Linked DNA regions of Homo sapiens: region 1 is linked to region 2. Evidence: chromatin loops called from intact Hi-C (ENCODE). Cell type or tissue: K562. All regions are shown on one strand. Each heading gives the region's core, and the rest is flanking DNA. Links, peaks and the distances in the headings are about the cores only. Region 1 overlaps RNF175 (ring finger protein 175). Region 2 has its middle 33 kb from the start of TMEM131L.

Region 1 (16,066 bases), core at 2,760-10,759, 320 kb before region 2:
AAATCAGTTTGGAGGCAGCAGTTCAGGTGAGAGATAATGAAAGCCAATCGGGGTGGCAGTCTCCAAACACATTGAGTGTGCCATGCACCAGACATGAGGATTCAGTGGGGGGATGAGGCCAGCGCTGGCCACCTACAGATTCAGGTAAGTAAATAAGTCATCAACAATGCAGTCTGGTAACAATGTTCAAGGTCAGTATATATCCTGGTAGGGGCCTCACCGAAAGGGTGTCCTGGAGTAAGTGGGATCCAAGGGTGAGCAGAAATGAGGCAACCCAGCATGGAGGCTGGGAGTGGAGGGAGAGCATTCAGGGACAGGAAAGCTCTGCTTGGCTGGAGCAGAGGGTGTGCAGGGGCAGTGGAGAGAGGGGAGGCTGAAATGGGATACAAGGCCTTGTGAGCCATGTTGGATTTCAGGCAGGAAGACAATAGGATCAGTCTACCTTTAATGGGAACACTCTTACTGTTTGAAGAGGGAAGAGAGCGAAGGCAAGGGCCTCAGAGGAGGGGGACACCCTGCATGCTGGCCTCCATCTCATCTTCCCCTAGCCACCCTATCTAAAGAGTGACAGCCCTTGCCCTCTGCTGGTAATTCTTTATCACACATTTTATTTTCTTCATATAATTTACTTCATTAGGCAGTTGTTTTGTTTGCTTGTTTATTGTGCATCATTTCCTCTAGAACACAAGGTCCTATTCATGAGAACAGACACCTTGTTTGTCTTTCTAACCCTTGAATGCCAGCTCTTAACCCAGTGGCTGGCACATGGGAGGCACCACTCCATATTTGCTGAATGAATGACAAAATGAATGGCATAGAAGCCATAGGGGTGGAGAGAAGGGGGCATGTTTGTGAGGCATTTATAGGTAGGGTCAACAGGAGAGTAGTGGGTTGGAGGTACAGGGTTGGTTAGGGGCAAGGATGATGCCCCAGGCTTTTCTGCTTTGAGCAATTGGATAGATAGGACAGGATGCTATTAACTGAGATGGGGGATGGAGGACACTGAAGTGGGAGCAGCTTGGGGGGAAACAAGTATGTTCACTTTAGGGCAGGTTAATTCACATATCTGAGAGAGAGAGTCCCAAGTGGGGCTATGTAGGAGGCATTCAGAAGCATCTGGAGCTCACACAAATTTAGCTAGCCAAAAGAAAGATATAAGAGATTGATAGAAATGTGGTGCTGGAACAGGGATAAAAAGGACATGGCTACTGATCAGACAAGGAAAGGGATAAAAAAGAGGACAGAGGCAAGCTTACTTTTGTATTGTTCTTTTCAGTGACATATGTTCATGTAGAATACACTTAATGTAAAGAAGTATAAAAAAGAAAGTAAATGCCCAGGATGTATCACCACCCATGGAGCATTCCTGTTAATGTCTTGGGAGCCACTCTTCTGGGCTTTTTTATTACAGATGTCTCTTTATGTAACTATACATTTACATAAATAGGCTCAGATTATACACAACTGCTTTGAAGCATGCTTTTTCTGTTCAGAATATGTCATGAAAATATTTCTATGTCAGTAAATATGAATCTGTGTTATCATTTTGTAGATCTTACAGATTCTTTTATGTAGATATATAAAAATATGGGTCTTTTTCATCCATCGGGCTGGGTACTTGGTGAGCATTTCATTTTTAAAACAGGTATCTTTCAGTCCTTGGAAATTTTCTTGTGTAATTTCTTTTAAACTTCCTGCCATCTGTTATCTTCTTCTCTGGTTCTAGAACTCATTTTTTTTGCGGGGGTGGGGGATGTGAGGAGATTTCCTAGCCCAATTCACTAATATTCTTATATTTTCTCTTCTGTTTTCCATGTCTTTGAGGTTTTTTTTTTAAATTCTTTCTGAGTTCTTCAATTTATCTTCGATTCTTCATTTGAGTTTTTATTTCTGTCTTCCTGTTTTTAATTTCTAAGAGCTTTTGGTTGTTTTTCTATATTCTTTAAAGCAGTGTTCTTGTCATTATGGGTGCAGAACTCTTTCCTGTCTCAAACGTCTTGTGATCTTTGACTGTTCACTTGTGTCTGAGGTGAGACAGTACAGCACTGTTAAGCTCTTGCTAGCAGGGAAAGCCTGTTGACAGGCAGGCTTCAGTGGAGGGTGACCTGGCTGGGCCTTTTTGTAGGGAGAACAAGGACTGTCCATCTATAGGTCTTTTCTCTTGGCTTAAATTGATTCATTCCCTGTGTAAGGGGCATGTCTGGCTGCCAGCCAAGTGGGCAAGCCCATGTCTAACATGCCTAGGCCAAGAGCACAAATGGAGGCCCTCGTGCCACGTGTCTAAGTATCATCAACTGATCTGCTCTTACAGCCCTGCCTGCAGGTCCACTTGTGGCCCGTGTAGCCACATTCTCCCTACCTGCAGTGCTGGCTGCAGGCTTGAGTGGTAGCAAGGATCTGCTGGGACAGGGAAGATGGAAGTTTCAATGTACCTGTACTAGTTTCCTAGGTCCTCCATAACAACAAAAAAATGTATTATCTCACAGTTCTGGAGGCCAGGAGTTCAAAATCTAGGTGTCAACAGGGTCATGCTCCCTCCAAAGACTCTAGGGGAGACTTCTTACTTGCCCCTTCCAGTCTCTGGTGACTCCAGGTGTTCCTGGCTTGTGGCTGCATCCCTCTGGTTCCTGCTTCTGTCTTCACACGGCCATCTACTCTGCCTTGCTATTCTGTGTCTGTGTCTCTGGATGTCAAATCTTCCGCTCCTTTCTCTTGCAAGGACACTAGGCATTGGATTTAGGACCTGCCCCAAATCCAGATGGTCTTATTCTGAGGTCCTCAATTACATCTGCAAATACCCTATTGCCAGATAAGATCACATTCACAGGTACTGGGGGTTAGGACTCAAACATATCTTTTGGGAGGACACAATTCAACTCACTACGGTGCCTAAACCAGGGATGTGGACTGACCCCACTGACTCCCAAGGAAGCTGTGGTAGATAGGATCTCCCACCACACATCTCACTTTTCAGACTCGGGATTTCCAAGCAGTTCCAAGCTGCTCCCAGACTACCTCACTGCAGTTAATTGAGGAGCCTGGTCAGCCAAGATCCCACTTAGATGGTTTGGGATGGCCAAATTTCAAAACTTTATCTCCAGTTTCCCAGAGCACAGGCTATTCTTTTTCTTCTCCCCAACCTGCCAGTCCCCTGGGGTGTCAGCCCTACATCATCTCTCTCCAATCAAGGTCTACTCACTCAATCAGTTACCAGACTTTCATAATTTTTTTTTTTTTTTTGAGACGGAGTCTTGCTCTGTCACCCAGGCTGGAGTGCAGTGGCGCGATCTCAGCTCACTGCAAGTTCCACCTCCCGGGTTCACACCATTCTCCTACCGCATCCTCCTGAGTAGCTGGGACTACAGGCGCCTACAACCACGCCAGGCTAATTTTTTGTATTTTTAGTAGAGACGGGATTTCACCATGTTAGCCAGGATGGTCTCTATCTCCTGACCTCGTGATACGCCCGCCTCGGCCTCCCAAAGTGCTGGGATTACAGGTGTGAGCCACCACGCCCAGCCTCAAAATATTTTCTTAAGAGACAGAAAAGACACCAGGCACAGTGGCTCACGCCTGTAATCCCAGCACTTTGAGAGGTCGAGGTGGGCGGATCACCTGAGGTCAGGAGTTGGAGACCAGCCTGGCCAACATGGCGAAACCCCGTCTCTACTAAAAATAGAAAAATTTAGCTGGGCATGGTGGCGAGTGCCTGTAGTCCCAGCTACTCAAGAGGCTAAGGCAGGAGAATCGCTTGAACCCGGGAGGCAGAGGTTGCAGTGAGCTGAGATCGCACCATTGCACTCTAGCCTGGGCGACAAAAGCAAGACTCCACCTCGGGAAAAAAAAAAAGAGAGAGAGAGAGAGAGAAAAGATAAAAACACAGTTATTTTGTGTTTCAGGGTTTGAGATGTCCAGGGTCCTCTAAAGCAAGGCAGGGCCCCTGCAGCCGGATCTAGAGGTGATGCTGCCAGGGAGGATGGTGCTAGGGCTCTCTAGACTCAGATGAGGGCTGCCAGTGTCCTCTACTCTCCCTCCACATGCCTGGTGCCTCTTGGCCTGTGCCTCCGGTTTAGCCACTAGTATTCTGCTAGTGTGGGGGCCACCAAACCTTAAACTGACTTTCAGTGAACCTTCTGTTACTAACCCCGGTTGCATCCCCCACTTCTAGACGCCCTAGGAGCCCGCAATCCACAGCCCTCCTGAGGGTCTTAGCACACACATTCTGCTCTGCACTGCCCGCATGCTGGTGGGCTTCGGTGTCTTTTGCCCTGTGGTGTCCCAGTGTCCCTTTCCGCTGGCCCATCTGCTGGTCAGTTTCAGAATTGGCTGCTCTGGACTCCTCTCTCATTCTCCTTGGACTTGGAGGTTTATGTCCTTTTGCTATTGTTCTAGTGGTGTTTGGGGAGGGAGAGGAGGTAAGTGCACTTTTTTTATTTACCGTGTTTCAATAGAAGTCCTCATTTTTACTTTTTTTTTAAACACAGTTATTACTAGTGAGTTTGAACACCTTTCCATAAATTTATTTGTCATTTGTATATCTCAATTCGTGAATTTCTCATTCATGTACTTTGCCCTTTTGGACTGTCTCTTTTTGATTAAATTATAAAAACCCTTTTTACATATGCTTATTAGTTTTTTGCCCCTCACATATGTTATGCTTTCCCCAGTTCAATTTGTCTTTCAAATATTGAGGACTATAATGTATTTTATTTTAAATGTCCTCAAAATCTGTCATTTTTTAACTTTATAATTTCTGGGCTCTACATTATACTTAAAAATGCCTTTTCCACTGCAGAATTATAAACATGTTTACCCATGTTTTCTTCTAGTACTTTTAAGGTTTTCTTTCTCACATTTAAGAGAGAACAAGGCTTTGGATGAAATAGAAAAGTATAAGTTTAGGCAATATTTGCACAATGCCAGGACCTTTCTGGGTGATGCCAGGAAAGAAGTGGGTGGCACAGGGGGTAATACTGGCAACTTCTCCATGGCTCCCTGCCCCCAGGTGATCCCACCAGGTGGGTCCCTAATATTCAAATGGAGGTCACAACATCTGGGCTCAAGTGTTGAGTTCCAGGAGTGAAGCAAGCCTCAGGTAGTCAAGGTGCATGAGTCTCCTCCTTTGTTCCACAGGTCCCTTTCTGCTAACTTCTGCTTTGGGGGCAAAAACATTGGTTGTCTATGCTCTTCTGTGCTCTCCACCAAAGTTACACGATTACGTCTTTCCAATGATTGGCCTTAAAGGTTTCAAATGACCAAATGTAGTGGGTTAGCAATAATCTAGAAAAGGTAGTCCATGGGTGGACTCTGCAGGTCATCCAAAAAGCATGGTTCTGGAGACGATGTCTGTGCTTTCCAGCTCAATTTGTAAGGGCACAAGCCCAGATTACTCCCTTCCCTGGGGTCAGTAATGATGCCTTCTTAACAAGAGAGTACAAGAATGCTCCAAATCAACGGAGCCTCTGCTCAGCTCTGTCTCTGAAACTTTGAACTTGGAAATGATATTTACTCACTGACATTGGAGATATTTACTCACTGCAATCATTTAAGATACCAGCAAAACAGATGGTTTTTAGGGATGCTCAGACTCACACTTCATATCCTAGAAGCCAGAGTAGCATGGCCTATTGGGAGACCACTCTCTGTAACTTTGACTGATTTGCCAAAACAAAACCACAGAAATGGAGCCTCATCTGATTCTCTGATCCAGGAACAGGATCAAATATTTATTAATAGTGACCTGATTACTCTTTTTTTGTTTGTGTTGTTTTAGTTCTGTAAGCAAATTATTTTACTAGGACTTTTATCCCAAATTATTCAAATACTATGTGACATTGTTATTTTTCATGGTCTGGGTTTCCCATATATTGCTTTCACAGAAAAACCAAGAAAATAAGGACATTTTTTGATAAGGGCCCTTTTTATGTTTTTCAGCTCTCTCATACAAAGCTTTCTGCAGAAGACACATGGAAGTAAGTAATTAGTATTTTTTAAGAGTTGTTTTGCTAAAAATTAGATTTTTATCTTAACAGTTGAGAAAATGAATGAAGTCATCATTTTATTTGTAAATTTTCCAGGATAGAGAAGATGGGGTAGGATACACAAATACTACAGACCAAAATGCATGGATTTCATCTGTTTTCTACAGCATGATCTGTAGAAAAAGATCATGCAGTCCCACAAAGGTGGATTAATATATCCTTCAAAATATGGCTGTGTCAAGTTACTATTTATTTTAGGCACAAGATACACTGGTTTTGTTCCTATACCATTGCCCCTGTGTTCTGGTGCATACTGTAGGGCCATTGGGCCCTGTGAGCACCACATGAAGTGAAATAAGAATGAAAAGCTCCTCCTTTTTTGTATTACAGGAGTCAATTTTGGATATATTCCTACTCAAAAAGGAAAATACTTACTACATTTGTACACCAATATATACTTTTCAAAGTACTTCAACATAGGCTAACCAATTTGAGATGCATTTTTATTATAGATTAATCTCATATAACAGATTAATAGATTAATCTCATAAAGCATATTTTATTTTATATCTATGCAAATCCTATTTTAGACTGATGATGAAGTCACTCTTTTATCTATATGCCGTAAGTTCAAAGTCTGTTAATTATATAGAATATTAAACAGCTATTTTAGATTTGGAGCTGTATAAACCACAACTAAGCACTTGTATTCTTTTCATTTTTCTTCCCATATCTTCAGGGGAACAAGTTTGTTTTTTTGCTTGTTTGTTTAAATGAGCTTCTAGAAATCATTCCTGTCTCCTGAGCTCAGCTTCCAATAGAGAGACTAAGAGCCACGTAATTTTATTCAAGTTGCTTACCTGATATGGATTTCATCTTCGTCATTTGATAAATGAGGGAGATTCATTCCATCTATGGTAACTTCCAGCACTGACATTCTGAGAATCCCTCTCAAAGAAACTGAACTTGAGCAGTATTTACTGGGCTCTGTGGGCTGATTTCTACACCTTTTCCAGCAGGGGGCACCCTTGGGATTTGGATGAGACCCTTTTCTGAGGCATTCACTGCTCTTTGGAGTAGCTGTAGAAATGCTGGCAGAGGGAGAGAACCCAACCCACATACCCATCAAGTGCCTTTAAAAGGTCACTATCTCACGGCACAGACTGTTACCCTGTGGTGTTTTCTGGGTGGTACATTAGCTAACTGCATATTGTAACTAGACGTAAGTGGAAACTTAAGAGATTTTGTGACTGATGGTGCCACACTAGGGATGAAAGATAATGATAACCAGTATTTAGAAAGTAACTGACAGCATTCATGATTTTTCCCCATGTTCACTCATCTTGACCCTGGGCCTCTTTCTCTTCTGCTAGGCTTGTGGTTCTCAATCTTGGCTGCCCCTTAAAATCACATGGGATGCCTGAAAAATTCCTGATGTCACATCCCATTCTGCAAATCTGTATTAATTTGCTAGGAATACCATAACAAAATACCACAGAATAGGTGGCTTAAAAATCAGAAATTTATTTTCTCACAGTTCTGGAGGCTGAAAGTCCAAGATTAAGGTGCTGGCAGGTTTTGGTTGGCATGTTGAAGTACAGGGGATTAGGACATCAGTGTATGAATTTTGAGAGGGTGAAATTCAGCCCCCAACACCCAGAAATGGTCATCTAATTGATCTGGATATGGGGGGTTAAGATTTTTTTAAAGCTTCCCAGTGTTTCCTAACTTACAGACAAGGTCAAGAACGACTGCTCTAGGTTTTCATCGAGGCTACCCCAGAACGTTAAAAGAGATGACAAACTATTTTGTTGATTTTCTCTACAATTGTGCAAAACTAAGCATCCAGCTAAAATGGGAACATTCAGCCATCATGGGAATGTCTGTGCATGTCTAAGATAATACTTAAGCCTATTCTTTCTCTCTATTATAGTCCTGTAACAATTTATACAACTCATTCAGAAGCTTTCCATTGCCCCCTGGATAATATTCTCTCCTCTGGCATAAGCACCATCTGCAGGGTTTCCTTTTACTTGAAATAGTAGCAAATGATTTAAAATTACCAACGTTTGACTGTTTTTGACTTTCAAAAATTGAAGTTTCATATGATGCAGCTCAATAATAATTATTCCTTATATAGACACAAATAAAATAACATGTGCTTTATAGTCTTACAACAACCTTGTCAGTTACAGAAGGATGGTTATTTGAAATTTGCAAATGAGGAAACTGAGGCTCAGAGAGGATAAATGACTTCCCCAAGGTTGTGAGGCAATGAAGTGGCAGATCAGGGACTGGACCCCAGGTCTTCCTGGGGCTCATTACTTTTTTTAGCCCCATCACTTAACTTAAAAGACAAGGCTGAGGCCAACCACATGGGAAAGCAAAGGAACTGGTTTTGCTAAGAAAGTCAGGCTCCTCCTCCCAGCTGCTCCTTCTCCAGATCTAGGGAAAGGGAAGAAACCAAGAAAAACTTAGAAAAACTTTACAATCAAAGCTTACCAACCCTTATATTTGAAATCCCCTGTTGCTTTTTGTAAGCCAAACCTGTTTTTTGTTTTTTTGTTTTTTGTTTTTTGTTTTTTTTGCTAAATGCGCAAGGTTGAGGGCTTTTTCAGATGACCTCATTTTGCTGGTTCCAGCCTGCAGCAGGAGAGGATGTACAAGATGCACCGGGGCCACGATTCCATGCACGTGGAAATGATCTTGATCTTCCTCTGCGTTCTGGTCATTGCCCAGATAGTGCTGGTTCAGTGGAGACAGAGGCATGGCCGATCCTACAATGTGAGTCATCCCCGTGGCTGCTGGGAGCCTGCTCCAGCTTGTATCAGCTTGACTGTTTTTTTCCAGGACATGTTCTCCCTTGGTTAGCACTTTGAAGGAACTGCCTTGGTTTAAGTCAGTGGTTCTCAACCAAGTGCAATTTCACTCCCAGGAGACATTTGGCAATGTCTGGAAACATTTTTGACTGTCAAGACTTGTGGGGGGTGAAAAGGGGGAGGGGAGTTGCAACTGGCACCTGGTGGATAGAGGCCAGGGATGCTGGTAAACATCCTCCAATGCAGAACAGCTCCCCACAACAAAAATTATCTGGCCTAAAATGTCAATGGTGCCAAGACTGAAAAACCCTGGTTTAAGTAAACCAGTTTTCCCTTCATGCATGAACAACTTCTGCCAACAGTCCAGGAAAAGGAGGATTAGAATAGCCAAAAGAAATGGTTTAGGGTGTCTGCTATGGTTTGAATGTATCCCCCAAAGTTCTTGTGTTGGAGATTTAATCCCCAATGCAACAGTGCTGGGAGGTGGGGCCTAATAAGAGGCGATTTGGCCATAAGGGCTCTGCCCTTGTGAATGGATTAATGCCATTAATTATTGTGGGAGTGGGTTTATTATAAAAACATGAATGTGGACCCATTTTCTCTCTCATTCTCTCTTGCCCTCTCACCTTCTGCCATGAGATGACACAGCAAGAAGGCCCTTGCAAGATGCAAATCCCTCTGTCTTGTACTTTCTAGCCTCCAGACCATGAGGCAATACATTGCTGTTTATTATTTATTACCCAGTCTGTGGTATTCTGTTATAACAGCAGAAAACAGACTAAGAAAGAAAATTGATACGAAGAAGTGGGTCTGTTACTATAACAAATGCCTGAAAATGGGGAAGCAGCTTTGGAACTGTGTAATTGGGCAGAGGCTGGAAGAGTTTGAAGGAACAGGCTAGAAATAGCTGGTCTTGCTGTAATGGAGTATTAAAGGCAAGTCTGGTGAGGGCTCAGAAGAAGAAAAGAACTATAGAGAAAGGCTGAAACTTTTTAGCGATCACTTAAGTGGTCATGGTCAGAATGTTGGTAGAAATATGAACAATAGAAGCCATTATCCTGAGGTCTTAGACAGAAAATGAGGAACAAGGTATCGGAAGCTGGAGTAACGGCCATCCTCATTATAAAGTCACAAAGAACTTGGCTTAACTGTGTCCATGCTGGAGGGCTTTATGGAAGGCAGAGTTAAGAGCAATGAACCAGGATATCTGGTGAAAGAAATTTCTAAGCAATATATTGAAGGACCTGCATGGCTTCTTTTAACTGCATATAGTAAAATGAAAGAAGAGATAAATGATTTAAAGATGGAATTTATAAGTAAAAGAGAAACAATATAAAATTTGGAAAACTCACAGCCTGGCTACGTAAAGAATAAAAAGACTTGCAGTACAGCCAAGTGACCCTTTGATAAAGGGGATTAACACAGCTAGAAGGAAGCCAGGTGCAAGTAATCAAGACAACAGGAAAATGACCCTGAAGGCATTGCAGTGACCTTCAAGGATGCCCCTCCCATCACAAGCCCAGAGCTCTAGGAGAGTAGAATGGTTTGGGGTGACTCCCCATTGTACCCTACACAGGACCAGTGAGCAGGGCCACCTCAGGACTCTGCTCCTTGAATTCCAGCATCGTTCTCCTTGGCTGCTTCAGCTGTGGCTCCAGGGAGCCCAGGTGCAGCTCAACCTGTGGCTCTGGAAGGTACAAGCTATAAACGTTGGTGGTGCTAATTCTGTAGGCACATGCTGTGAGGCCATGGCAGCCTCCACTTAGATTTCAAAGGATGTTGCAGACAACCAGAGGGCCTAAGCAAAAACTTGTCTTGGGGCAGAGCTGCCACAGAGAGTGCCTAGGAGGACAACGCCAAGCAGAAGTGTGGAGTCACAGCCATAGCAGAGAGTCCTCACTAGGCCTAGGGGAGCCCTTCGGGGTGGGGATGCCCCCAAGTCCCAGAACTACACAACTACCAGCATGCAACTCCAGCCTAGGAGAGCTATGGGCATGCAGCATGCAACTCCAGCCTCGGAGAGCTATGGGCATGCAGCATGCAACTCCAGCCTAGGAGAGCTATGGGCATGCAGCATGCAACTCCAGCCTAGGAGAGCTATGGGCATGCAGCATGCAACTCCAGCCTAGGAGAGCTATGGGCATGCAGCATGCAACTCCAGCCTAGGAGAGCTACGGACATGAGATTCTAACCTGTGAGAGTTGTGTGGGCTAAGCCTAGCAAAGCCATGGGGGGGCAAGGCTGTTCCTGAGGCCTCAAGGTTCCAAACCCTACCTCACTATGCCCAGAAAGTAGGACATGGAGTCAAAGAAGAGTATCCTCAAGTCTTAGGATTTAGTATTGTTTACCTTGTTAAGTTTTAGACTGGCTTGGGGCCTGCTACTCCTTTCTTCTTGCCTATTTCTCCCTTTTGGAATGGGAATATCTATCCTCTGCCTGACCTGTCATTGTATTTTGGAAGAAGAGAACTTGTTAATTTCACAGGCTCACAGCTAGAGGGAATTTGCCTCAGGATGAATTGTGCCTTGAGTCTCATCCATACCTGATTTAGATGAGACACTGGACTTTTACCAGAACAAGTTAAGACCTAGGGGCAATTGGGATGAAATGAATATATTTTATGTGTGAGAAAAACATGAATTTGGAGCCAGAGCAGAATGCTGTGGTTTGAGAGTGTTCCCCAAAGTTCATGTGTTGGAAACATAATACTCAATGCAACAGTGTTGGGAGGTGGGGCCTAATGAGAAGCAATTAGGTCATGAGGGCTCTGCCTTCATGAATGGACTAATGCCTTTATTGCAGGAGTAGGTTCCTTATAAAAGGATGAGTTTCTCTCTCTCATTTTCTCTGGCCCTCTTGTCTTATGCCATGAAATGATGCAGCAAGATGGCCCTCACCAGATGCCAGCCATTCAATCTTGGACTTCTGAGCCTCCAGAACTGTGAGAAATAAATTTCTTTTCATTGTAAATTACCCAAACTGTCATATTCTAGTATAGCAGCACAAAATGGACTAAGACACTGTCTAATGTTGTTTCATTAGTAGTAAACTATCTTGGCATTAATGGTTTGCATATCCATGGAAATGTGTTCATGCACACACTGCACTGACTTCAGCAACATGGAGCAAGATTTCGTTTTCACAGACCAATCTCATTCAAGCATGTTCACCACCAGAGCCAGAGAGTCATACTGTGGGCCTTGTTGGGCCTGAGACCTTGCCATCACAATGTTTAGAGTAGTATTTCTCAATGGTTAGAGCAGGGTGCATCAGAATCATCTAGAGAGCTTGTTAAATCAAGTTCCCGGGTCCTGTCCATAGAGTTTCCGATTCAATAGGGACCCAAGAATTTGCATGTCTAACAAGTTCCCTCATGGTGCTGGTAATGTTGAAGCTGCCGGTCCTGGAACCACACTTTAAAATCCTCTGGTTTAGATTCAAATATGGACTAAATGGAGAAGTGTTGCAAAGGGAAAAGGTCCTCAGTTAACACTACATGGTTCTGGGTCTTGGAATGGCCATTATAGAGCCTGAGGGACTCAACTTGCCTGCAACATATGAAGTGTTGACTTAGACCAATATATTATTTTACTATTACCTGTCATAGAATTTATTTCCTATATAGTACAGGGTCTAAAGGAATTCTTTTGAGTTCTGTATTATATTTAAGTTTAGGCAATTTTGAACATTTTCTTTAGAAAGGGGAATCTCATTTTATTGTTATAAAGCAAATGTATCCATTTTCTGCCATGTCACCGTTGTCTTATCAATTATAATAAACACTCTTTATATTGCACTTGGATAATGTCTTTAAGTGAATGAAACTAGAATCAAACCTCACTAGTTCTTCACTCATATCAAAGAAAAGTTCTTTAAACATATCTTAACTATGGTTTCCTTATCTGCAAAATGAAAGTATCTAAGATAAAATTTCTAGAGTCCTCATGTAGGAAGAAACCTGGATTCATAAGGAATCAGTTCATAGCCTTATGCATTCTTTCTTTAAAATTAATCATTATCTCTAAATTGATGTAGAAAAAAATGTTCTTTTTCCATAGTAATACAGGTGTGGATTTTGCATAGGAAGCCCCCGACCTTGAAAGGAAACAATGCTCCAGGAGCCCTTGACTCGCACTGTGTCGCACCACTCCTGCAACATTTTCATTTGATGATTTTTTTTTTTCTTTGAGATGGAGTTTTGCTCTTGTTGCCCAGGCTGAAGTGCAATGGCGCGATCTCGGCTCACTGCAACCTCCACCTCCCGGGTTCAAGTGATTCTCCAGCCTCAGCCTCCCGAGTAGCTGAGATTACAGGCGCCCACCACCACACCCGGCTAATTTTGTATTTTTTAGTAGAGATGGGGTTTCACCATGTTGGCCAGGCTGGTCTGAAACTCCTAACCTCAGGTGATCCACCCGCCTTGGCCTCCCAAAGTGCTGGGATTACAGGTATGAGCCACTGCGCCTGGCCAGATTTGATGATTTTTGAGGTGGCATATGCACAAAGACCATCCTTGTCCTATATTTGAAGCAGCTGCTCTTGTGTCAGGTCTTGGAGGGTGTGTGTCACTGCACCAGTAAGTGTAAGTGTGGCACTTACACACTGGCTCTACCTGGCCAAAGACAGACCTGCCTATGCCTCAGAATCCCCTTTAAGGACTTGTGGCCATTTGAAGGGTCTGACCTTAGATGACTCAGGCTACACTGGACTAGGTGGACACCCTGGACCCTGACCTCTGTTAGTTAGCTGGAGTCATCTGAGTTGTTTCCTGTTGCTAACTGCACAAGCTGTGCTACCTGCAGTGCCTCTCCAGGGACTTGCTTTTGACTGCCACCTCCCCCTGACTCCTTTAGTCACCCCACTTTTGCTCTCTAAGTTTGCTATGTCTATGTCCCTCTGTCACACAGCTCCTATGTTTTATGGCTACCCAGTGGGGCTCTGTAGTCCTAAGGATCACCTTGGAGGTGACCAGGCGCCTGTTATCCTGCCTCTCATGATGATAATGATCATGGTGATCCTGTCTAGCACTTTGACAAAGCCAGGAGCCTGCATAAAGTTGCCCCCACCATAGTCAAGGACAGATTCAGGTCTCATGGTGCCTTGAGACTCTGCTGGGTTAGCTCATAGACTTTGTTGGTCTCTGGAATATATTCTACTTCTTTGCACATCAATCCATCTAATTATTGGTATTGCCCCAAAGGAACAGGTTGAGTAGCCCCATCCCCCTGCATGTCTCTATTGAGGGGCTACTCAATCTGTGGCTCAAGATGAGAGGCCAGGCTTTCCCATGCTGCAGCCTTGACTTTGCCCCATGCTTTGCATTCCTTCTTGGGGATTCACCTCCAGAGTGGTCATCAGAGCACAGCCATTTCAGCCACTCTTGGTGATGTCTGCAACCATTTGAGCTTGAAATTGTTCCTAGAGTACCACTAGCTTATTCTAACACTGGTTTCCAGCTTTCTTATACTTGGGTGAACAATATCAAAAAAAACTACGGCCTGATACACTACTGAATTTAAAGTCTTTGGGATGGAATTTGACAGACATGTGTCCATAAATGCTGACCTAAATTGCCCTATCATCCAGAGAGAAGCTAGCTTTTAATTGTTGTTCTTGGCATGTATAAGACTAGCTATTGAGAGCTTTGAACATGTTTATAAGATTCACAACATTGCTGGCTCTTTTCTACAAGGGGCTACATAGTGAAATTTATCTCCATGACTTGATATTGTAACCTCTATCAATATTAGGAACATATTAATATATATTATAATTACTATAATACTCATAATAATTATACATAAAATTACTATATATAAATTACTATTATTATTACAGCTATGATAAGTGCTTTCTGTACATTACCTCAGGTACCTTGAGAGGTAATTATTTTTTATCCCCTTTGTGAAATATAGTTCAGAGAAATTAAAAACCTTGGCCAAGGGCATATAACTAATTAGTTGCAGAGAGGCTAGAATCCAACCTCACTAGTTATTTGCTCTCATATCAAGAACAAGCTCATTAAATATCTCTGAATTTCTAGTACAGTGGCTGATCCATAGTAAGTGTTCAGTACTATTAGTTGACTCCGAAAGCATCCAATAGATACTGTTTGTTTATAACGTTTGTGCAAACGTAATCATATGCTGTAAAAGCAGTTTGCTAATAAAAGAATCCTTTTCTGGACACTTTTGTAAAGCTAGAGAGAATGCTCAACCATTGATTTACATCCTCTATGAGGAGATAATGAATTGTTTTTTTTCAAAGCAGTACATCTGCTTATACTGCCTTGCCACCCCCTTCTATTCTGCCTGAATTTTTTTTTTTTTTTTTTTTTGGAACAGAAGCTCACTCTGTCACCCAGGTGGAGTGCAGTGGCATGATCTCGGCTCACTGCAACCTCTGCCTCCCAGGTTCAAGAGATTCTCCTGCCTCAGCCTCCTGAGTAGCTGGGATTACAGGTGCCTGACACTGCTCCTAGCTAATTTTTTTATTTTAGTAGAGACGGGGTTTCACTATGTTGGCCAGGCTGGTTTCAAACTCCTGACCTCAGGTGATCCGCCTGCCTCGGCTGGCCTCCCAAGGTGCTGGGATTACAGGCGTGAGCCACCATGCCCAGCTATTCAGTCTCATGCTTTTTCTGAGGACATTTTCCTGGGCTGATTTTGTGAGATATAGTAGGTTGGTGCAAAAGTGATTGTGGTTTTTCCCATTACTTTTAATAGCAAAAACAGCAATTACTTTTGCACCAACCGAATGTGGCAGGATGGTGAAAGGAAAGAGTACTGGCTTAGAAGTGGGAAGATTCTATCTACTCATTTAACCACAAGGAGCCTTTGTTTCCTAATATTTAAAATGATGAAATTTTAAAAAATAGGAAGGACTTCTGGTTTCAGCTCCAACATATAAAAAGCTTGGAAGTCAGCACTTTTATCTTACAACAAGAAAAAAACGGACCAAACTGATTATCAATGGCTTTTCTTGGACCTGTCAGAGAATTGAGGTCACAGGGAAAACCACCACCTCAAAATCTAGAGAGACAGATGAATGCAGGAAATCACAGCTGAGATCTCCTTCCTGAAAGCAGAAGCGACAATGCCATATCAAATGTAGTAACTCTGAAGGATTGCTGGAAGCAGTGCATAGAGTAGTGTGAGAGTGAGAAACTCCTGGGAGCCACAGTCAGGGACCCCACATTTTGTTTAGGTTTTACCTCCAGCTACCCCACCGGGGTCTGACAATGAAAACCCAAGAAGTGCTCTCATG
Region 2 (16,066 bases), core at 4,241-12,240:
CTCCTGAGCCAAGTAGCTGGAATTAACAGGCGCGTGCCACCACACCAGGCTAATTTTTTCTTTTTTTTGTATTTTTAGTAGAGACAGGGTTTCACCATGTTGGCCAGGCTGGTCTCGAACTCCTGACCTCAGGTGATTCACCCACTTTGGCCTCCCAAAGTGCTGGGATTATGGGAGTGAGCCACCGCACCCGGCCTGCTCTAGTAAACTTTCTAAAATGTTTGTATTATGCCTTTTCCCCTACTGATGTACAATGGCTTCCCACAGACTATAACAGGATAAAACTGGGATACCAAGTCACTGACAGCTCTATTTCCAGCCTGACAGTAGACAGAGAACATTGCCCACAATTGTCACAGAAGGGTCCTAATATATTTTATCAATTAGATTCATTTAGGCTAATGAAATTTAGAAAACATAGATGTTCCCTGGGAGAATGAAGCCTATCAGTCATTCAGACTTACAGTATTTTAATCAAGTAATTGGAGACACGTATTGATCACTAAGTACCTGATGAGTATGGCTTAAGTATGCATATAACAAGGCAATCGAACAGTTTCCCAACTCTGAGGAACTGAAAACTTTATTTGAAGTGTGTTTTTAAAAGGAATAGTTTTAGGACAAAGTGTAGTTTGGAGGAAGACATTTGGTTCTTCCTGATACGTTTGGCTGTATCAGTGTAAAGTGAGAGCCATGGGGCATCAGGGGGACAGGACGCTGAACAGTGAGGATGGCATCCATGAGGGGTGACAGGCATGCAAAGATGTGGGTAGGAGGGACAAAAGAGAATTCTTTTTTCTTGCTCCTTTTTTTTCTTGTTGAGGATTCGGATGATACACTTTTTTTTTTTTTTTTTTTTTTTAATGAGCCATTTGTAAATCATTTAGGGTTGTCACAGCCAGCACGATATGATCAAATTCAAACCTATTCAGGTTTTCATTTTCTTCCCCACCTGCGTTAGGTCAAAAATTACTCTCACTCTAACTTGCCGAACTTGCCCCTGCTTCCCCTTTTGGGTCACTCTGCTTACCAGGGGCTGTTATGTCTCTAAAACCTGTCCATCCCCCACTCTTTTTTTTTTTTGAGATGGAGTTTCACTTTTGTTGCCCAAACTGGAGTGCAGTGGCACGATCTCAGCTCACTGCAACCTCCACCTCCTGGGTTCAAGCGATTCTCCTGCCTCAGCCTCCTGAGTAGCTGGGACTACAGGAGCCCACCACCGCACCCAGTTAATTTTTTGTATTTTTAGTAGAGATGGGGTTTCATCATGTTGGCCAGGCTGGTCTTGAACTTCTGACCTCAGGTGATCCACCCGCCTCGGCCTCCCAAAGTGCTGGAATTACAGGCGTGAGCCACCGCACCTGGCCATCCCCCACTCATTTATTCAGTCAACAAATATTCATCAAGGACCAACGTTAAAGGAACCGTGTTGGGAGGGGCACGAGTGAGCACTAAGATGGTCTCGAGGCGCATCTTATTCTTGGGGTGCTTGGGTAACTTCTCCTCCATTTAGTCTCCATTGATAGTTTGGACGTTTTCTGAATAAGCAAATCAACTGCCTGACATGAGGTATGACAATGGCTCAGGGTATTTGAAATCAGGTCTGCTCTGGAAAACGTAGTTTAACATCTCCATTGTTTATCCTACTGTCATACTGTTTCAACTATAAGGAACTGAAGAAAGCAATGCTTTTCTTCATCTGGGCGGTTGCTTTTAAGGTGAGACCAGCCTGGGCACGGTGGCTAATGCCTGGAATCCCAGCACTTTGGGAGGCCGAGGCGGGAGGATTTCTTGAGCCCAAGAGTTCTAGATTAGCCTGGGCAATATAGTGAGACCTCATCTCTACAAAAAAAAAAAAAAAAAAAAAAAAATTAGCCAGGCATGGTGGCATGTGCCTGTAGTCTTAACTGCTCAGGAGGTTGAGGTGGGAGGATTTCTTGAGCCAGGTAGTGAGCCGAGATCATGCCACTGTACTGCAGCCTGGGCACTGGGTGGCAGAGCAAGACCCTGTCTCAAAAAAAAAAAAAAAAAAAAAGACCAGCCAGACCAAGTGGCAGGAAGCGGTGGGACTGACAGTGAGAAAATCGCAGTGGGGGAGTGGGTGACACTCAGCAGCCCCACTGGGACAGAGCTCCTGCTCACACCAGCGATTCTTCTCCAGAAACCTATTCTGGCAAACCCTTGGTGAGTTTTATTTTAAGCGGCGTTTACAGACACTACTACTAGACTTTTAAATTAACAGGATATAAATAACCTTGGGCAAGGTATCAGAGAAGAACCACTGTGAGAACTCCACGACTAAAGTGTGGGCAAAGGTATCTATTAATAGATAATGAAACTGAAATCACTTAGTCTGAGCGAGAGAAAGTTTAAGATCTACCTAAGAGGGATCTTTAGTGAATAAAAAGTCACAGACGAGCAATAAACCAGTAAGAAAGACATAGTCCTTCATCCACTCCACTTTAGAATCGCTTTTTTGAAAAAATAAAGGTGGAGTTTCACCATGTTGCCCAAGCTGATCTGGAATTCCTGGCCTCAAGGGATCTGACTGCCTTGGCCTCCCAAATTGCTGGGATTACAGGCGTGCACCACTGTTCCCGGCCTAGAATCCCGATTTTTAAAAAGAGGTAATAGAATTACTCCTAATTTTGTCAAAACAAAGTTGAGAAATGAAGGGTTCCTAAATACTATCTGCTGGATATGACTTATAGAGAAAGCAGGAAGGAACCTCTGCACTGAGAGTAGGAAGAGATTTTAAAATGCCCCTAAAATGTACTTAATGCCGCACAGCTATACACCTAAAAATGATCAAAGTGGTAAATTTAATTTTGTATATTATAACCACAGAAAAGTACCCATAAAAGAAAGTTAGAGCTAACACATTTCCAATTGCTAAATAATGTCAGTTTTAGAAAAATTAATATTTCATAGCACTCAAAATATATGAAGCCACATGCTTTTGTAAGACTGGTAATATCTTTCATTTTCCTGCAAAAGCAAAGGGCTCTTTAAAGGAGACATGGAAACTGTCATAAAACAGACTTGAAGTCAGATGCAGAATGATAGGCATAGAATGGATCATCAATACACCATCTTCTTGTAGAATTTTATTCAAGGTTTGGGAGCAGTAAACCAGCGAGTGTGGTTGGGCAGGACAGTGTATTTTTTTTTGAGATGGAGTTTTGCTCTTGTTGCCCAGGCTGGAGTGCAGTGGTGTGATCTTGGCTCACCACAACCTCTGCCTCCTGGGTTCAAGCAGTTCTCCTGCCTCAGCCTCCTGAGTAGCTGGGATTACAAGCATGCGCCACCATGCCTGGCTAATTTTGTATTTTTGGTAGTGATGGGATTTCTCCGTGTTGGTCAGGCTGGTCTCCAACTCCCGATCTCAGGTGATCTGCCCGCCTCAGCTTCCCAAAGTGCTGGGATTACAGGCGTGAGCCACTGCACCTGGCCAGGACAATGTTTTTTCACATCAGGCAAAAATGTCCATGAGATCTGAGTCTAGAAATATGAATCTCTGGGACTGTATTCTCCAATTTTTCTCTTTCAGATCTTCTTTTTTTTTTTTTTTTTTGAGACGGAGTCTCGCTCTGTCGCCCAGGCTGCAGTGCAGTGGCGCGATCTCGGCTCACTGCAAGCTCCGTCTCCCGTATTCACGCCGTTCTCCTGCCTCAGCCTCTCGAGTAGCTGGGACTACAGGCGCCCACCACCGCGCCCGGCTAATTTTTTTTTTTTTTTTTTTTTTTTTGTATTTTTAGTAGAGACGAGGTTTCACTGTGGTCTCGATCTTCTGACCTTGTGATCCGCCCGCCTCGGCCTCCCAAAGTGCTGGGATTACAGGCGTGAGCCACCGCGCCCGGCCGCAGATCCTCTTTCCTTCACTCCCAAACTTAGATCTTCCAGCTTTATTCATGAAGCAATCAGTGCGCAACTAACTTTTAAACTGCAGGGAGCTATACAGTTTCCTTTCCTTCAGCTATCTTGAAGAGGCAGAACACTTGCCCTCCTGGAATACAGAGGTCTTCACTGTTTCAATCTGCTGGAAAATAACTTTACATTAAAACAACTCACGATGAGTTGTGAGAAATGTGAAAGGATTGCCTCAAAAAAAAAAATCTAAAATCTTTTAAAAATTAAAAAGGAACTGGGTGTGGTAGCACACACCTATAATCTCAGTACTTTGGGAGGCCAAGGCAGGAAGGTTGTTTGAAGCCAGGAGTTCGAGACCAGCCTGGGCAGCAAAATGAGACCCTGTCACTACAAAAATAAAAAATAAATTAGCCAGGCATAGTGGCCCACACCTGTAGTCCCAGCTACTCAGGAAGCTGAGGTCGGAGGGATCCCTTGAGCCCAGGAGTTCAAGGATGCAGTGAGCTATGATCAAGCCACTGCATTCCAGCCTGGGCAACAGCAGAGCAAGATGCCATCTCAAAAAAAAAAAAAAAAAAAAAAATTAAAAGGCTTAAAAACTATAGTGTCTACTATTTCCCTTTTGTAATTTCTGAGTTATATCCATGGGAGACAGATCTGTGTATTGGCTGTAAGTATATGCTGATATTTTCTTAGGTTCCTGCTCTGGGCATTACTAGATGGGCCACTGTGTTATTGATAAATCTTGGTGATGCCTGGTTGCTGTGTTTAACAGAAATTTCATAGCTCAATGAGTTTTGGAAACTATTTTCAGGGCCAGCTGATCATTTAAAAACCAAGGTGAGACTGATCATGCAGCCTCCCCAGCTGCCATTACAGCAGGTGCCCTGCAGCAAAAGGACATTTTGTGGCCGAGCGCCATGGCCCAAGCCTGTATTCCCAGCACTTTGGGAGACTGAGGCAGAAGGATCACTTGAGGTCAGCAGTTCGAGACTAGCCTGGTCAATATCGTGAAACCCCATCTCTACCAAAAATACAAAAATTAGCCAGGTGTGGTGGCGGGCACCTGTAGTCGCAGCTACTCAGGAGGCTGAGGCAGGAGAATTGCTTGAACCCAGGAGGCGAAGGTTGCAGTGAACCAAGATTGCACCACTGCACTCCAGTCTGAGTGACAGAGTGGGACTCTGTCTCGAAAGAAGGAAAGAGAGAAAGAGAGAAAGAGAAAGAAGGAAGGGAGGGAGGGAGAAAATTTTGGTTTGGGGGAATAAGGTCAAAAGACGCCATTATGGCGAGGAGAATGTTATTTTAGTAAAAGTCACAGACTTTTGAGATTAAGGATAGAGCCGAGAGGAAGAAAGTTATTAATCTGTTTCTCTTTCTCTAAAGACCAGAACCCAGTTCAACACACACAATAAAAGTGTTCAAAATTTGGGTCCAGGAGAGGAATTCCTGTCTAAAGAATTCCATTTGAGAGGACTGCTTGAGTCCAGCAGACTGAGGTTGCAGTGAGCCAAGATCGCGCCACTGCACTCCAGCCTGGGCGACAGAGTTAGACTCTGTCTCAAAAATAAATAAATAAATAAATAAAACAAAACAAAATAAAATAAAATGTTAGGCAGGGACCTGGCTACAGTGACTGCGGGGCTGATGAGAAACTACTGAAGTTTTGGGGGAAGCAAAGCAGAATTTCATAAGAACAGTGTATGGAGAGGAGAAACCCTGTGGTGGCTGAGGAGGCCCCGAGGCCATGGATGTCAAATTGATATCTTCCAATGGTGATAACTTTATTGTAATGGTAAATTCCACTTGAAAGCACAGACGCATGCCTCCTCCTAGTTTTGTTACCGTGTATTCCAAACAGAAAACCATTGTGGGGGTAAAGGTTCGGAGAGGGGAGGGAAACGGGGATCAAAGGGATAGAGGATTTAGTTGAATGCTCAGTTTCATCCACTAACTGAGGGAAGTGTCTAAATTTGGTCTCTTGCCTGTGAGATTAAGAATAACTCACCCTAAACTGGGTGCAGTGGCACACACCTGTAGTCTCAGCTACTTTGGAGGCTGACGCAGGAGGATCACTTGAGGCCAGGAGTTCCAGGCTGCCGTGCGCCGTGATTGCACCTGTGAATAGCCACTGCACTCTTGCCTGGGCGACACAGGGAGAGCCCTCTCTAAAAAACAACAGGCCGGGAGCGGTGGCTCACGCCTGTAATCCCAGCACTTTGGAAGGCCAAGGTGGGCGGATCACCTGAGGTCAGGAGTTCGAGACCATCCTGGCCAACATGGCGAAACCCTGTCTTTACTAAAAGTACAAAAATTAGCCGAGTGTGGTGGCGGGCGCTTGTAATCCCAGCTACTCAGGGGGCTGAGGCAGGAGAAGCTTGAACCCGGGAGGAGGAGGTTGCAGTGAGCCGAGATCGCACCACTGCACTCCAGCCTGGACGACAAGAGTGAGACTCCCTCTCAAAAAACAAAACAAAAGGAAACACAACAACAACAACAACAACAAAAATCCCACCCTAGAAAGTAAGAGGACTTTGAACAATGCTACCTTGAAGCCCAGCTCCAGCCTCCTTTTGCAACCTAATGAATGCTAAAAAGCCTATTCAATGCTGTGGCAGTTTTTTTGTTTTGTTTTGTTTTTTTGAGATGGAGTCTTGCTCTTGTCACACAGGCTGGAGTGCAAGTGGCGCGATCTCGGCTCACTGCAACCTCCACCTTCCTGGGTTCAAGCGATTGTCCTGCCTCAGCCTCCCAAGTAGCTGGGATTACAGGAGCCCGCCACCAAGCCCAGCTGATTTTTTTTTTTTTTTGTATTTTTAGTAGAGACGGGGTTTCGCCATGTTGGCTAGGCTGGTCTCAAACTCCTGACCTCGTGATCTGCCTGCCTCGGCCTCCCAAAGTGCTGGGATTACAGGTGTGAGCCACCGTGCCCGGCCGTGCTGTGGCAGTTTTAAAAAAATGATGTGGATATGCAATTTTTTTAGAAAATGATTTTTAATATCATGTCTCCCTTTAAAAAGTGTAGGCGCATTCAGCCTAAAAAAGGAAATTCTGACACCTGCTACATCATGGGTGAACATTATGCATTATTGAATAATCACAAGGGCCAAATTCTGTATGATTCCAATCATTCGAGGTACCTACAGTAGTCAGTTCATGTGACAGAAAGTAGAATGGTGGTTGCCACGGGCTGGGGAGAGGGGGGAATGGGGAGTTATTGTTAATGGGTACAGAGTTTCAGTTTGGGAAGAGGAAAATAGTTGTGGAGATGGATGGTGGGATGGCTGCACAATGTGAATGTACTTGATGCCATTGAACCGCACACTTAAAAATGGTTAAAATGGTAGATTTTACTCATATATATTTAACCACAAAGTAAAACATTTTTTTAAAGTGTAGGCCTTCATCTGGTGACAGTTCATTTGCTGGCTCATTTCTAGATATTTTAACTGGGTGGTAATTTATGTCTGGTTCTTATAACATAATGTAAGACCCATAATTTGGTTTAGCTCTTAGTTAATATCTTTTGAATTGCAACTGGGGACTTGACAGTGGCTTTCTTGAAACACACCTGCAGTTTGCAAGCTGCCTGCAGCAGGTAAAAATGCGCAGTTTATTTTTATGATTAGCCTTGAGCAAGAGCTGATTAAATGCTTGATAAAATAAGTTCTTGGAAGACTTGATTTACATGGTGCTTTCCTCCTGCTTTCCCACCCCCTTTCCTTCCCTCATGAATACCACATAAAAAGCGGCAGTTTGTAATTTTTTCTCCTTTTTCAAGTATTAGTATCAAAGTAGAATGGGACCTTCATGCTTCTTCTGAACACAGTCGGGCTGCATTCCACTCTGGGAACACTCCCTCCTACCGTTTCAACCTAGGCAATCCCCTATCAAGGAAAGGGCAACTTACCCAGTCTCAAAATCAGAGTCTAAGCACAAATAGGACATTTCCTTTGTACCTTTCCCCAAACATGATGGTTTCTTTTGGGGAAGGGGTGTTGGGGAGCACACTGGGAAATAAAGCCTTCTGGTCCCCAAGTTCCTCTTTCAATTTCTGTGGTTTTCACTTCCCCTCCCATAAGAAATCCCCACGTGGGAGTAATGCTTTCTCCTCTTCCTTCCCTGTCATTTCCCTTTCATTTCTCCCCGACACCTCTCCTGGGTTTGTCTACCTGCTACTGCTACTTTCTCTGCCTTCACATCTTTATTTTTCATTTGTTTATTTTTTAGAGGCAAGATCTCACTGTGTTGCCCAAGGTGGCCTCAAACTCCTGGGCTCAAGCAGTCCTCCTACCTCAACCTCCCAAGTAGCTGGGACTACAGGCACGCCATGCTTGGCTGTCTTCATGTCTTGAGTTCCATTTCAAAAAAGGCATTGGCAGGCTGTCTTTATACCAAACACAATGCTCTACTTTCAGTATTACTCTTCATATTTGCAGTTCTCATTGGTCATTCTTGGCACTTTTTCACACCACAGACCTTGGGCGAGAATTTCCGGTTTCCCTTCTGGCTGCTTTCATTTGCTCTCCACCACCAGAGTTCTCTGGCGCTCTCTGGCTACTCACAGAGGAATTTCACAGAGGAGGTTGTGCCTCCCGCTGTTTCTCTGGAGCTACGGGTCCCCATTTCACCTCAACGGTGGCTTTTCGAAAAGTAAAAATGAAATAGAGCTTTATTGCGTAAGTTACCTCTGAAGCCAAAAACCTCATTAGGGCCTTCAAAAATTCCTGTCAAAAATTCCAATCCTGTGGCTCATACCTGTAATCCCAGCTACCCAGGAGGCTGAGTCAGGAGAATTGCTTGAGGCCAGGAGTTCAAGACCAGCCCGGTCAACCTAGTGAGATTCTGTCTCTATAATTTTTTTTTTTTTAATTAGCCAGGCATGGTGCAGCTGGCCTGTAGTCCTATGTACTTGGGAGGCTGAGGTGGAAGGATCCCTTGAGCCCAGGAGTTGGAGGCTGCAGTGAGCCATGCCAGTGCCACAGCATTCCAGCCTGGGTGAAAGAGTGAGATGCTGGCTCAAAAAAATAAAAATAAATAAAAATAAAAACATAAAAAAATTCCAGCACTTTGGGAGGCCGAGGTATGCAGATCATCTAAGGTCAGGAGTTTGAGACCAGCCTGGCCAACATGTAAAACCCCTTCTCTACCAAAAAATACAAAATTAGCCAGGTGTAGTGGTATGCCCTTGTAGTACCAGCTACTCAGGAGGCCAAGGCAGGAGAATCGCCTGAACCCAGGAAGTGGAGGTTGCAGTGAGTCAACATCATACCACTGAACTCCAGCCTAGGTGATACAGTGAGACTCTGTCTCAAAAAAAAAAAAAAAAAAATTCCAAACCTATCCCCTACATGAGCTTCTAAGCCTCATCTCAGTTGACTCTGTTTAAATGACTCTGACTTGGACTGAAAACCCACCCCTCCTGTATCTTTTCATTATAGGGTGGTGGCATGGTTAACCCTCATTCATTCACACCCCGCTATTCCAAAGTGTGTAGAATTGCCTGGACATGCTACACTAAAGTTTATTTCTGCACTTTGTTTTTCTTTTTTGCTTGCTTGTTCGAGACAGGTTCTTGGTCACCACAGCCTCAACCTCTTGGGCTCAAGTGACCCTCCTTCCTCAGCACCCCCAGTAGCTGGGACTACAAGCCCATGCTACCATGCTCAGCTAATTTTTTTTTTTTTTTTTTGTAAAGACAGGGTTTTATTATGTTGCCAAGGCTGGTCTCGAACTCCTGGGCTCAAGCAATCCTCCTGCCTCAGCCTCCTAAAGTGCTGGGATTACAGGTGTGAACCACTATGCCTGGCTTGCATTTTCTGTGTTTTGTTTTGTTTTGTTTTTTTGAGACGCAGTCTTGCTCTGTCACCCAGGCTGGAGTGCAGTGGCATGATCTTGGCTCACTGCAACCTCTGCCCCCTGGGTTTAAGTGATTCTCCTGCCTCAGCCTCTCAAGTAGCTGGGACTACAGGCGCGTGCTACCACGCCCAGCTAATTTTGGCATTTTTAGTAGAGACGGGGTTTCATCATGTTGGCCAGGATGGTCTCAGTCTCTTGACCTTGTGATCTGCCTGCCTTGGCCTCCCAAAGTGCTGGGATTACAGGTGTAAACCACGGCGGCTGGACTTAATTATTTATTTATTTATTTATTTTTTCTTTTTGACATGGAGTCTCACTTTGTCACCGAGACTGGAGTACGGCAGCACGATCTCGGCTCACTGCAACCTCTGCTTTCCCGGGTTGAAGTGATTCTCGTGCATCAGCCTCCTGAGTAGCTGGGATTATGGGCGTATGCCACCATACCCAGCTGATTTTTGTATTTTTAGTAGAGACAAGGTTTCGCCATGTTGGCCAGGCTGGTTTTGAACTCCTGGCCTCAAGTGGTCCGCCCACCTTGGCCTCCCAAAGTGTTGGGATTACAGGCGTGAGCCACTACGTCCAGCCCAGGGTGATTTTAAAAATACAGATCCTAAACCACTCAATGGTTTCCCATTATGTACAAAGTCCAAAATCTGTGGCAGTTCCTACAAGCCTTGAAGGATGCGTCTAATTCTCCGGATCTCCCTACAACCTACTCCTTTTTCTGTGCACAGGGCTCTGACTTTTCTGTCCTTTCAAAGTCAGGTTTTTCCCATGGGAAATGTTCACAGATGCTGTTCCCTCTGCCTCCATAAAGCTTTAGGTCTCGGTTTAAATGTCATTTTCTTCTCTGAACTTCCTCCGATCCCATGCCACTCCAATCCTCAGTTAAACTCTGTTCTAGCACCCTGCTTTTCCCATCAGGGCACATATTACAAGTGCTATTTATAGATTTTTGTCCAATGTCTTCCAAACTAGGCCACAATCTTCATGAGAATTTGATCACCATTGTAACCTCCAACACCTACTAAGTGCCCAGTAAATACTCATTGAGTGAAAGAATGAATGAAAGTACCAATATTCATCACACTCTTACTTCCTGAAAGAATCCTCAAATTATCACCTCATAGAATATCTGATCTTTCTTGTACTCTTCTACCCTACTACAGGAAAACACTTTACCTTTTAAAGAAAATTTAATTGACAAATAATAATCATACACGTTTATGGAGAACGTGATGCTTTGTGAACACTGTACCCTTAAAGCTCAGCCCTGATGGTGGATCTCTTCCTCTGCAAGGCAAATTAAGATGCCCCTGGACAGTTGCTGTCTTTCTCCTGACCTCCCCAGTATCCTCTGAAAATCTTTATTACAGTGCTTATTGACATGCACTACCAATTCGATTTCTGTTTCTGCACCAAGACCGATTATCTTTCGGACTCAGACCTTGCCATTCCTCTTTGTGAATGGTATAAAGTAGGCATTTCAAAAGTGACTGGAGAAGCTCTGGTGTTCCAAGAATCTCTTTTGTAGAAAAAAAAAGTTTCAGCTTGTTTAATTTCCATAGTTCTCAAAAAGTTACAACTATCCCTTAGAACAAGGCAAATACTCCAGGAGAGATTTCTTCTTAAGCTTTACAGTAATATATTAAATAATGCTTACATCCAACCCTTCTTGAGAGCTGGCTTTGACAAGTGAGTGGAAAAAGAATGAATGCTCTGCTTAATTCTGCTTTTTATCTTCTCTCTCTCTTAGAGAAACTGATCTAAAAAGAGAGGGTGGGCCAAGCACAGTGGCTCACGCCTGTAATCCCAGCACTTTGGGAGGCCGAGGTGGGCAGATCACCTGAGGTCAGGAGTTCGAGACCAGCTTCAACATGGAGAAACCCTGTCTCTACTAAAAATACAAAATTAGCTGGGCATGGTGGTGCATGCCTGTAATCCCAGCTACTAGGGAGGCTGAGGCAGGAGAATTGCTTGAACTGGGGAGGTGGAGGTTGCAGTGAGCTGAGATCACGCCATTGCACTGCAGCCTGGGCAACAAGAGCGAAACTTCATCTCAAAAAAAAAAAAAAAAGAGGGTGAGTAACTGGGGCACTGAATGTAAGCCTGTAATAAACAGCTAAGAGTACATGGAAGTTGCTTTTGTCCATATACACTAGGACATAAAAAAGAGAAGAGAAAGGAAATGCAAGACATTTCTGATTCTCTTCATGGTAATCACACAAAAGTGGAAACAAAAGAGTTAGAAAAATGCTTTCTTGGGACTTAGGAGAAATTTAAAACAGGGCAACTGATTGGTTTATTGCTAGGACACCAATCTCATACAGATCAAAATTCATACATTTTTCTTTCTCTTTGAATAACTGTCCTAAACCTAATTTTGTGGATCCATAGGGTATCTGCAGGATTCTACACATGAAAGATTCTCACTCTTAGCTCCAAAACTGTTTGACTTTTAAGCTTGGATCCTAATAAGGATTCTACTTGCTTACTTCAGTACCAAAAACTGTTGTGGAACAGTTACCATACATGGGCAGAGAAGCTCTGAGGAGGAAAAGGGGGAGGGAGAACATCACTGCAGCACAGCAGTTATATAACACACGAGGAGCGCTGCAAAAGCAAAAGGCTCCTTCTGCCTTCCTTCAAAGTATTAAATTCTAAAAATGTCTAAAAGACACCTAATATGCACATCTTAGATGCTGGGGAGTTAGTAGCTGAAATATAATAACATGCAGATATCAATTAAATCTGATAGGGTTATGTTGCTGTTTTAAATAACTTTAGATACTTGGTGTCCACAAGGAACAGTTACAGAAATACATGTGCAGTATGTTTCAGTAATGGCAGAGCAAATGTCATTTCCTTTTTCACTGACAATGAGTTATGAATGTTGACCTACAGACTGTCCCCAAATAAGATGCATTCCAATAGTTCATTTCTAAGTCAGTTACTAGGAACTCAGAACATAGTTTCCCATAGAAACAATTTTAGACGTGGTGGTTTAGATTTCCAGATATGGCCAAAGAAGCCTATTTAGTCCTAAGTAATTTTACTAAAGATAACCACCATGTATAACGATACTTTTTTATAAGAAAATATTTCCCAACTTCTAAGTTACAATTGCAATTTCTGTAACTCCTCTTCCCTTGCCCTGGAAGGTGTGCAGAATGCCCTGACTTCCAGTAAAGACGTACAGAGGCAGGTTGGGAGGTGGTAGTGGGGTGGGCAGGGAAAAGTAGGCTCTTCCAGTGCAAAAGTAAGGACTCTGAGATGGAAGTGAACTCTGGTGGAGTCTGGGCCCTGCAGGGCTGTGCGCCTGTGCCAGTAACCTCCGCAACTATACATTGAGGATGTATCTCTTTCTAGTAGGAACTCCCTAAATGTTCAGAATGATGTAACTACCTTCTATTGATCACATACTCTATATACTAGAGCACAGAGTTAATTGCTGTATCTACCTTATTTCTCTTAATTCTCCAAGCATGCTCAACGTCTGTGAGGCCAATTGTTATCTGCCTTCAAGAAAGAGGACACGAGCTGGGCGTGGTGGCTCATGCCTGTAATCCCAGCACTTTGGGAGGCCGAGGCGGGAGGATCACTTGAGTCTAGGAGTTTGAGACCAGCCTGGGCAATGTGGTGAAATCCCATCTCCAAAGAAAAAATACAAAAGTTAGCCGGGCATGGTGTCATGTGCCTGTAGTCCCAGCTACTCAGGAGGCTGAGGTGGGAGGATTGCTGGAGCCTGGGAAGTCGAGACTGCAGTGAGCTGTGATTTTACCACTGCACTCCAGCCTGGGCAACAGAATGAGACCTTGTCTCAAAAAGAAAAAAAAAAAGGACATGAATGAAGGCTTAGGAATGTTAAGTAACTTGCCTAACTTTATATAGTTAGAGCCAGAACTGGAACCCAAGCTGGCTTTACTCCAAATCCACTTATTCTATACTCAAATCCAGAGATTTGAGGAACATTTCCAACAGCTTATTTAGTTTCCCAGTTAACAGCTTTAACTGAGGCAATAATCATCACCCGCAATGAATGGACTGGATTAACTCATTCAAGAAATATTAAGTGCCTTCTATGTGGACCATTCAAGGAGGAAGGTGCTAGAAATGTAGTGGATACAAGACATCCAAACATGAACATTTGGGTAACTTTATGAAGATGACCAGTGCCAGAGGAATGTACATACCTTACATTGTTATTTAGTTCAGAGTAAGAGCTGAAGGGTGGTTTCTGTGACCTGGAATTATCACAGAAGGCCTCATCAAGGAGGTTGGACTTAAGCTGTGCCTTGAAGAAATGGGTTTAGATAGAGGGCATGCCTGATGGAGGGCTCACGGAAGCACACTTGCATGCTAATGATTTTTAAAATTTAGAGTGGAAGTTGAAAATACTGGGGCCAGAAGGTGCAGGTGTGATCGTGCCACTGCACTCCAGCCTGGATGACAGAGTAAGACTCTGTCTCAAAAAAAAAGTTAACTTTTCACATATTTCAACAGAATATTTAGAAGCAGTGACAACTATATCGCAATGTTAACAATGTTATAATAAGGTCACTTTAGGAGTAAGGTGGTATGTTGGAATTAAATATATTTTGAAGGGACAGATGGCCTTGAAAAGAAGGTGATCCTCCCACCTCAGCCTCCCAAGTAGCTGGGACTACAGGCGCACACCACCACACCAGGCTAATTTTTATATTTTTAGTAGAGACTGGGTTTCACCATGTTGGCCAGGCTGGTCTCACATTCCTAGGCTCCTCCTGCCTCAGTCTCCCAGAGTGCTGGGATTATAGGTGTGAGCCACTGTGCCTGGCCCATACTGTCTTTTTAAAAAATTTTGTTCTAAACAAAAATTTATTTATCCTACCTTCCTGCTGAAGATATAGCACTTTCAATTATGGTTATGCAAAATAATTTTATTCCCTGAAGCTGTGTTACATCAAAGATTGACACTTTTCCAAAAAAGAAGTTATTTTTCTGGATCTTATTAACGTAAGCATCGTTATAAAAACTATATTTTTATCTGTAACAAACAGACAGACAGGCCTTTTTGATCCTTGTACATATAAACATTTTGTTAGGGTACTTAAAGGCAAAATAATTGTTCCAGTTGACCTAAGAATCAAATCAAATCTAAGCAAGTTAAATTCAGTCAGGTGTGAGTTTCCAGAGCTCACAGGAAACACATGCAAGCAAGAAGTACATTTACTTAAACACAGCAACAACCACAACTGAACAGAGAAAAAACCGCACATCTGTTCAATTTAAATGAGTTAAAAGTTCCTATAGTTACTTTTCAAAATGTTGTGAGAAACATGATGCCTTCCAAGTTCAGGCTTGCAAAACAGCTCACCCTTTCTGCATCAGATTCAGCCTCCAAACTGGTAACTTATATTCTAAAGAGGTTTTCCAGAAAGCATTTGGGATTTAACTTTAGAAAGCCAATTTTTTTTCTTTCATGAAACAGTGTCTCGCTCTGTCACCCAGGCTGGAGTACAGTGGTGCGATCATTGTTAACTACATCCTTGACCTCCTAGGCTCAAGCGGTCCTCCCACTTCAGCCTCCTGAGTGGCTGGGATTATTATAGGCATGGGCCACCATGCCTAGCTAATTTTTGTATTTTTTGTACAGATGGGGTTTCACCATGTTGGCCAGGCTTGTCTTGAACTGCTGAGCTCAAGTGATCTGCCAGCCTTGGGTTACCAAAGTGCTGAAATTACAGGTGTGAGCCACTGCGCCCAGCCTAGAAAGCCAATTTTTAACCTAAAGACATATAAATATTCATTAGAAATTTTCTTCTGCATTAATTAATTCCAACTAAAAGGCAGGTTTTTTTTTTTTTTTTTTGAGACAGAGTCTCGCTCTGTCGCCCAGGATGGAGTGCAGTAGCGTGATCTCGGCTCACTGCAAGCTCCGCCTCCTGGATTCACACCATTCTCCTGCCTCAGCCTCCCGAGTAGCTGGGACTACAGGCACCCGCCACCACACCTGGCTAATTTTTTGTATTTTTAGTAGAGACAGGGTTTCACCGTTTTAGCCAGGATGGTCTCAATCTCCTGACCTTGTGATCCGCCCGTCTCAGCCTCCCGAAGTGCTGGGATTACAGGCATGAGCCACTGCGTCTGGCCAAAAGGCAGGTTTTTTTTGTTTCTGTTTTTGTTTTTTCTTTTTTGAGACAGAGTCTTATTCTGTCACTCAGGAGTGCAGTGGCATAATCATGGCTCACTGCAGCATTATACTCCTGGGTTTAAATGATCCTCTTGCCTCCCGAGTAGCTAGAACTACAGGCACACACCAGTACACCCACATAAATCCTTTTAATTTTTTGTAGAG

Evidence for each region. Peaks named below come from ENCODE experiments on the same cell type or tissue, not always from the same donor. Only the 100,000 strongest peaks of a DNase experiment are listed, where the experiment ranks them.
Region 1: a loop joins it to region 2, with 3 times the contacts of the local background. A loop is called at or near these places in 6 of 110 quality-filtered maps.

Annotation. Positions count from the first base shown.
Region 1 is chr4:153,741,344-153,757,409 of GRCh38, reverse strand. RNF175 (ring finger protein 175) reads left to right here. Exons shown (of 9, transcript NM_173662.4): 2 at 5,935-5,972; 3 at 8,624-8,765. Among named protein-coding and RNA genes, the nearest start is that of RNF175, 11 kb to the left of the region's middle. RefSeq lists a silencer at 6,939-7,233. In K562, for the core only: a CTCF peak has its summit at 6,993 (motif pointing right); a DNase peak (open chromatin) is centred at 7,009; H3K27me3 peaks cover 1,614 bases.
Region 2 is chr4:153,425,604-153,441,669 of GRCh38, reverse strand. No RefSeq gene overlaps it. Among named protein-coding and RNA genes, the nearest start is that of TMEM131L, 33 kb to the left of the region's middle. RefSeq lists enhancers at 8,322-8,511, 14,917-15,116. In K562, for the core only: a CTCF peak has its summit at 8,425; a DNase peak (open chromatin) is centred at 8,419.